Linked DNA regions of Homo sapiens: region 1 is linked to region 2. A link is a contact called in ENCODE Hi-C data. All regions are on one chromosome and are shown on one strand. Each heading gives the region's core, a stretch centred on a gene start or an enhancer-like site at or near the end of the contact. The rest is flanking DNA. Distances are from core to core; before and after follow the strand shown. Region 1 overlaps FGFR2 (fibroblast growth factor receptor 2). Region 2 has its middle 160 kb from the start of FGFR2.

The links. Hi-C counts contacts between places; a loop is a spot of excess contacts on that map. Pooled maps may share reads with other maps.
Region 1: a map of dorsolateral prefrontal cortex shows a loop between it and region 2 (4-fold over the local background). The contact joins two enhancer-like sites. A Hi-C loop is called at or near these places in 2 of 168 maps with a recorded cell type or tissue (Caco-2 and dorsolateral prefrontal cortex), 17 of 37 single-sample maps with no recorded cell type and 8 of 50 pooled maps.

The regions. Positions count from the first base shown.
Region 1 is chr10:121,520,599-121,524,820 of GRCh38, forward strand. The region is part of intron 6 of FGFR2 (fibroblast growth factor receptor 2); the gene reads right to left. Among named protein-coding and RNA genes, the nearest start is that of FGFR2, 76 kb to the right of the region's middle. Within about 2 kb of position 2,798, at least 10 of the 41 ENCODE cell types and tissues checked have a DNase peak (open chromatin) inside an H3K27ac peak, as active enhancers do; they include dorsolateral prefrontal cortex, where a contact is called at or near this core.
Region 2 is chr10:121,435,445-121,439,596 of GRCh38, forward strand. No RefSeq gene overlaps it. Among named protein-coding and RNA genes, the nearest start is that of FGFR2, 160 kb to the right of the region's middle. Within about 2 kb of position 2,372, at least 2 of the 41 ENCODE cell types and tissues checked have a DNase peak (open chromatin) inside an H3K27ac peak, as active enhancers do; they include dorsolateral prefrontal cortex, where a contact is called at or near this core.

The sequences.
Region 1 (4,222 bases), core at 1,548-4,047, 86 kb after region 2:
TCTGAATACCAAAAATGGTTTCAATAGGCACATGTCTCCCAATACATTTTTTTTTCTTTTCTCAGACGGGGTCTCACTTCATTGCCCAGGCTGGAGTGCAGTGGCATGATCACGGCTCACTGCAGCCTCAGCCTCCCAGGCTCAGGTGATTCTCCAACCTCAGCCTCCTGAGTAGCTGGGACTACAGGCAACCGCCACCACGCCCAGCTGACTTTCAAATGTTTTATAGAAAGAGGATTTCATCATGTTGCCTGGGCTGGTCTCAAACTCCTATGCTCAAGCGATCCACCTGCCTTGGCCTCCCAAATTGCTGGGATTACAGACGTGAGCCACCACGCTCGGCTCCAGTACATTTCTAAGATGCTCTGAGAAGACTTCCAACCTTTGTTTTAAAAATTAAACTAAAGCCTAAAGCCCAAAGTTATGAACAGATTTGATTAATAATGGGATTCACCTCTTTATTGTGGAATTCACTCCATTCATTCATTCTTTATTCACCCATTTAGCTCTTTGATGAATATCAGGTGTTACTCTATGCCAGTTACTAAATGCACAAGTAGATGTTTCTTAGCTTATTCCAATATGGCACTGAATGAAACATAAGGAGATGCTGGTTTCCAACTCCTGGCTATGTTTTAGACTGCCCTATAAAAGGGCAGAGATGGTATCCCAAAATTACTTCCTAGCTTCACTTGTCTTGCCTCTCTCTCCTTCGAGAACACGTTCTCAACAAAGAATACACCCTCTCATCTTATGCCTGGAAAGGCTTCTCTCCAGCTAAGAGGCGGTCTCTGCAAAACTTTTGTGGAGACAATCAAGCCAAGGTGTGCTAGCAACCACACATGAGACTCCTCAAGTGTTAAGTAATACCCATGGAAAAATGGGCTAAGGACTTAACTATGCATTTCTCCAAGACACAAATGGCCACTAGGTGTATGAAAAGTTTCTCAATGTCACTAATCATTAGAGAAATGCAAATCAGACGAGATCGGGCGCGTTCCAAATCAAAACCACAAGGAGCTATCACATGACACCTGTCAGGATGGGAAGAAAAAAAAAAAAAGACAAGTGTCGGCAAGGATGTGGAGACACTGGAACCCCTGCGCACTGTTGGTGGGAATATAAAATGATGCAGCCACCATGGAAAACAATATGGAGGTTCCTCAAAAAATTAAAAACAGAACTACCCTAAGATCCTGCAATCCCACTTCTCTATTTATCTAAAAGAACTGCAATCAGGATCTGCACTCCTATATTAATTGCAGCACCATTAACAATAGCCAAGAAATGGAATCAATCTAAGTGTCTGCCAAAGGATTAATTTTTACAATGTGGCTATATACACAACGGAATACTATTCAGCCATGAAGAAGGAGGAAATGGTGCAATATGTGACAACGTGGAAGCCATGATGCTAAGTGAAACAGGATAGTCACAGAAAGACAGACACTGCCTGACTCCACTGATATGAGGTATCTAAATTCATCGCATTCATAAAATCAAAGAGCGGAACGGTGGTTGCCAGGGGCTGGGACAGGGAAGGAAATGGTGAGTTGCAATCAAGAGGCATAAAGTTTCAGTAAAGCAAGATGAGCAAACTCTAGAGACCTGCTGCACAGCATCGTGCCTATAGTCAACAACAACGTATTGTACACTGAAAACTTAGTTGAAGACCAGGCGCAGTGGTTCATGCCTTTGAGCATAATCCCAGAACTTTGAAGGCTGACGCAGGAGGATTGCTTGAGGCCAGGAGTGTGGGACCAGCCTGGGCAACATAGCAAGATCCCTATCTCTACAAATAATACAAAAGTTAGCCAGACATGGTGGTGCATGCCTGTAGTCCCAGGTACTTGGGACTGAGGTGAGAGAATGGCTTGAGCCCAGGAAGTTGAGGCTGCAGTGAGCCACGATCATGCCATTGCACTCCAGCCTGGGCAACAGAGTGAGACCCCGTCTTAGAAAAGAAAAAAAACTTAGGTGAGATGGTAGTTCTCATGCTTAGCATTCTTGCAACAATAAAATGAAATAAAATAAAAAGAATTAAATAACCACCAGACCACCAGACTGCTACCTGATCTTGTCGTACAAACTTACTGGAACCTTCCTACACAGATCTGTCAAAAGCCACACAAAACACAATCATGTGTCCATACATGAATACAACTCCATCCCAACAGGCCTGCACTTACCAGCCTCCTCCCTCTCTTCCTCCCCTAGGTGTGGGTACCACTACCCTAACCTCCAGTGTTAAAAAACAACTGAGGGAAATGAGGAGAACTCAGCCAGCTCAGCACACCAAGGATGTCTCTGCACTGTACCTGAGAATCACCATGCACTGGGCTGGAAACAGCAAATTAGAACAATAGATATCTACATCATTGGACCTTTCAGATTAAAACATCATCTAGTGGAATTTGTTGGACAAGAGCCAGACCATGTGCAAATTGACTTTACTGCATAAGCCTGTTGCTGGTCTTTAAAAAGAAAGAAAAAGTGCTAGTGGTTACTCTTAGCACATTTCATTCCAGAATCTCCCATCACTTTACAGACATCTATGTTTTCACATTATAAAGATAAGGATACTGGAGCCGCAAAGAAATCATTCATCTGCCCCTATATTGCCCATGTAGGCTGAGCAAAGAACCTGAAGTTAAGACTTCTGGTGTTGGTGGGCAGAAAATCTCAAAGCTGGGCCCCTTCAGACGTCAGGTGAAACCCTTGCTCTCTGGCTCATACAATGACCCAGGGATGGGCCCCAGCAAGCCTCCTGGTCAGGCCTAGCAGCTGGCTGGACACCCCAGGGACCTGTCCACAGCGGGCAGTGACCGAGGTCTGATTTAATCCCAGCTGGCCTCATCCATGTGGGAAGGGCAGAGTTAAGTCCGCGCACGAACAGACACACGCTCCTCTCCTCCCCAGGCCTCCTACCAAGAGACTTCACAGCACGAGGGGAAGCTGTCCTCTGGGCTAGATCCTGCCAGACAAGGTCACAAACTATGCTCCTATGCACCTAGCAAATAGTAAGAAGGTTTATTCCTTCACACAGAAATGTGAACTTTAGTATCAATTCATGCCCTGGCTCCGTTTTCCAGTTTTGCACTTGTACATGCATGTGTGTGTGTAGTGTGGGTGCGTTTTAAGATAAATATTTACAGTGGGCCTACACATCTATTCTTAGAAACAAAGGTCATAAAATCTTAAATGTCATAAGCCAGATCAACTGAGTTTCAAACCAAGTCCTCTTTCTTAAACATATTTGTTTCTAATAAATCGTTTCACAAGTAAACATTGTGCATGCAGTACCAAACCATGATGCCCCGTGAACAATGAGTGCTTTCATCCCGCCTGACATCTCTGGCCTGCGCCAGGCTTCGGCAGGGAATTTAGTCACTGAGGCAACACTGGCAGGGCCCACTACAGAGCTGCAGTCTTGTTTTCCTTGTGGTCAAAGTGCTGCTGAGCTCCAGTTATTAAGTTATTCCAATGCTATCCCGGCTATGTATACACACACACACACACACACACACACACACACACACACACACACACCCCAAGTTTGCAATGGTTTAATGTTATTGCATTTGCAAATTACAGCATACCAAATGTTACACGCTTGCAGTCTTGAATTCATCTTTTCAAATTTTCTCACCTTATACAAAATAACCTCTTAACCACCTCCACTCCCCCTCCGCCCTTTCTCACTTCTGGTAGAAAAACTGCAAGCAGGATTGTTCTGTAATAGAAACCTTACACTGTCTTCCAAACTTATTACAGCTGCCTTCAGTATAAAATGAAACCTTAGAGAATGTTATTTAAAATGTTTTTAAAAAGTCAGTAGGTCTCATGTTTCATTTCTCCACATCAGGCTTTGATTTCCTTTGCAACCTTATTCTCTGCCCTTAAACAAGTCGGAGGAGGAGGCCTGGACGTCTTGGAAAAGGGCCCAGGATGCCAGCATCTGCCGAACGCTGCGCTCCTCCTCTCGAACCCTTCAGCGATCCACCACCCCTCGGAATCCCTAAGAACCTCAGAAACAGTGAACAGTAAGTGGATGACAGCGCCTGGACTCCTTTCCTAACTTCTGAAAAACCGAGGTGATGGCAGGGTGCAGATGGTGGACGAGGATGCAGGCTGGGCAGAGTGGGGGCCCCCTTCGTGGCCTGGCCCAGCGGGCACTACGGCAGAGACAAAGGGGACGATGACCCAAAGAGCTCATGTGTTC
Region 2 (4,152 bases), core at 1,122-3,621:
CATATAGACAGTTAATGAGAATTGACACAATGAAATTAAAATGCATGTTCAAGCCACAAAAGCCAGAAGAGCCACACTTCTAACCAGGGCAGGCAATGGGAAGAGTCCATCCTACCCCAGCCCTCCGCCTCACACTCAGGGATGGGGCTTCATTTTCTTATCTCTTGAAATTGTTTCCATTTTCAAACCCGAGCTGATTTGGTTGCACAGGTTGCTTAGCAACCCACGGGACAACAGTATTTGGTTTTAAGATGCCAACATCTGCACATCATTCAAAGTATAATTTTTAATTCAAAAACTTATGTCTGGAGACAGGGAAGAAAATGTAACTTTGAAAAATAAAACAGAACTGGATTTCTTCATACAAGTCCTCCTGCCGCCCCAGTCCCCACCCCTAAGCAATTCATGGATTATGTGGCTGCTTTTCGCAATTCCATGTCTACATTCATATTTTTTCCAGTTTCTTTTCTGGGTAAATAAGAGTAGGAAAGGAGAGCAAAATGGAGCATTTCTTCAGGTGTCCAGAAGAAAAGTAGAAAAACCTGCATTTTATCTCTAATGTAATTAGGAACGCTTCAGAGCAGAAGACAAAAATATCTGGGCCTCCATTTTATTGAGAATTACGGTTATTGTGGATCCAACGTTCTGCCTAAGTCGGATAAGAATCAGGATATGTCTCTTGACAGCCATTCTATGATGGGGCACTTGGTCTACACTAAGATATTCTTTGCTACATCTGGAGAACCCAAGGCTACTACTTCCCCCAACCAAAATAAGTAAATGGCAACCCCAAAATGAAATCAGAGAAACCAACCAGCAGAGAAACTCAGATATCCAACACCTAATCAGGAGTTAACTTCGTGATCTCTAAATACAGCTCACATTTTGAGAACCTTGGTCTCCATTATGTCAAATCCAGACACGGCTGGGTGCTGTTTTGGGCCTGGCATTTCTTGGAAATTGCACCTTCCAGTTCTTGCCGTTGTTTAAACTCCCAGGTATCAATATATTTGCATGTTGTTTGAGGAAAAATGCAACAGAAACCGCCACAGGGGAATCAGATTTGGAAAGAATAAGGGCAACTCCAGAACAACACCTTTCTTTTTAAAAAACCCAAATGGCAGTGCAAACTGATGCTATCATTCCACTGGCCTCTGCTTGAGCGAATACATTAGCCTCAGCTCCTTCTAATCTGGAGAGGTCACATTACCTGCTGGAAAGCAGAGGAAACCCTAAATCACTTGACGCCAGAAAAAATAGCCAGGAAAACTCGAGTGAGCAGAGGAACCACAGATCTCCATTTAGGAAAGGGTCTCCTTAACCGGTCAGCTTCGGAAGGGCTTTAACTAGGAGATCCTCCAGCAGGAAAAACAAAGGGCTTGGTGCTTTGCTAAAACAAAAACACACAAACACAACTCCCTCACCTTTCAACATAACACCCTAACCCATTGTTAGGTTCTGGCCACTAGGATTTTTTGCCCAGAGCAGAGATCTGATTACTGTTATCTCCACTTGCATAACTACAAATGTTATCATTACTTCTCAACTGATATGGCTCTGTTTTACAAACACAATGGAAGGCTGTATGTACACTTGCCCTCTCACCAGAAGGGCTGGTTTAAAATAGATGAAAAAAAGAGAGAAGAAAGAGGGGGCTGGGAACTGAAAGGCAGGCCTGCTGAATGAGCCTTTCAGAAAGAATTATGTGATAGGTTTTGTGTGTGTGCTTTTTAAAAACGCTGCTGCCAAAGCTCAGAATTGAAAAGTATGCAGTGGGCATTGTTTCAGAAACACAATGATTTATTTTGCTGGTTCATTTTCAAACAAGGGCTTTCTCCTTATTCCCTGAAATGTGTTTTGGGCCCAAATCTTCAAAATGTGAGGAACAGAAGTTATGCAGAGAGCCGGGTCCGATTCAAGATAAACAAGCATTATATTATAAATATGACAGTGGCATATCCCTGGCCTCCAAAGAGCCTCGTCTGTTTGCCCAGACTGCAGGCATTTTCTCCATCCAAAAAAAAAAAAAAAACCCCAAAAAAACCCAAAAAACAAAACAAAAAAAAACCTCACAGGGGTAGAAGCAGGGTTCCTCTGGTCAGCCTTCCTGGCTGCAGGGCCGGAGAGAGGCCTGGTCATTGAGCCCCTCAAAGCCAGAGCTTGTATACACAGGCTGGGTCAAAATCAGGAGTACAAGACATGTGGCTTCTTTGTTTTCCTGGTCCCATCCCACAAAGCTGAAGCCTCATCCCCGTTAATTCCCACTCTGTTTCCTCCAAGATTGCATGGAAGTTCCTGGAGGCTCACTCGGGCCTGGCTGTGGGAGGTAGGCCAGAGAAGGGGAAGGATCTGATCCTCAAGGGGGCCATCTGTCCACACAGCAGCTACTAGCAGGACTCTCCTGCCTCTGGCCCTCTGCCCACGCCACTCTTAGCCATACTGGACTGCAGAGTTTGCACCGTGAAGTGGGCAAAGCTTTGCTGCAGGCCCTCTCAGGTTGGGCCCCTTCTAGAACCCTTACTTGATTTTTTTAACAATATATTTTTTTAATTATAACTAATTCACATGCCATAAAATTCACCCTTTTAAAGTGGACAATTCGGTGTTTTGTAGTATATTTGCAGACGTGTCCAATGATCACACAAATTCCAGAACATTTCATCACCCCCAAAAGAGACACTGCCTGTATCTCATCTGAAATTTATCATTTCTAATTTTGTTTTCTAAAGAGGGTCTCAAATTGTTTAAACCTTAAGTCATCTAACAATTAAATTCACCTCTGGATTCAGAGACCTCCTGTAAAGCAGCCTCAGGTCAGCCTCCCTAAGATCACTGGACAGATCATTCTACTCCAGAACCAGAGACCCCGGGCGATGGGAGGCGTGGATGCCCTGGATCGCAGATCCCCGCCACCTGCCTGGGGTTTCTGGTTTTACCACCATTTCCCCAGGTCCTGGGCAGGATGCACAGTCCCCTCTGGAGGACCCAGCTAAACCCAACCTCTCTTGCTTCTCTGGGGCATCTCCCCAGTCCTGAGAGCATGGGGACCCCATAACCTAACTCTTCATCTAGTTCTCCTTTTAAGCCCAAACCACAAGAATTTGACTCTCTCATTCTCTGAATTGTGTCATCCCTTATCTGAGGCTGGGAGGAGAAAGAAGTAGCTGCCTCATCAAAGGTCACAAAATAACTGAAAGTAATGCTTGGAAGTTGCTGAGAACAGCCATGGACATCAGGCTTAAGTGGTACAGGGTTCACCTGCAGCAGAAAGGAGAAAGCAAAGGTACAACACCCAGCCGCTCCCCAGCTTTTGGTCCCCTAAGGCCATCGGATCTGCTCTGTAGCTGAGGTAGGTGATGGGGCTGCGTACAGCCTGCTTCATGCTGCAGTTGAAGAAAAGGACCCACTCTTCCCCTGTGGGGGGGATCACAAAATAACTGAAAGTAATGGTTACCAAAACCCCTCCAGGGCCAATTTATCCAATTACTCTCCTGATACACATGGCATAATACAGCTCCAGACTTGCAGCAATTGAAATGTCACTGCCTGGAGGCTGCTCCAAGCAGAGCCAAGGGTGATGCCAAGTGGCCTTGTAGCAGGAACCCTCCCTGAGATTCATACCCCTTCCTCAAAAAAGGAGGTGGCTTTATGAGCCATCTAAAAAAATTTTTTTTAAATAAAAAAAAAGGACCCAGGGCTCCTTTCCCCTTGACACTGCCACCTGAAGAAACAGTGGGGCTGGGAGCCATGGTTGCAAAGATGAAGCTCTGCTCAAAGAATCAGGGCCCAGGGGGTCCTGGTCTACCATAAAATCATTAATTTGGGGTTATATATTCACTTTCACACTCTGAACCTCCATTTACCACCTGCAACATGCCAAGCTACTTTGGTTGTAGTTCTCTAGTACTCCCTGGTGAGATCTCATCTCCCTTCAGGGATCACTTGATTTGTGTTTTTACTTGATTTCACTTAATTGAAAAGACTGAGAAATGGATGGAACACAAAGAAAGCCCAAAATTCCCCTTGGGTGGCCCAGGGCAAACATCTGAGGTCATTTGCTGCCCTGGAAGAAGACTGTCTGAATGATGGAGCCAGGCCAGGTGGAGGAGCCCCAGGTCAGCTTTCTATCCTGGGAAAGAGGAAAGGAAGCCA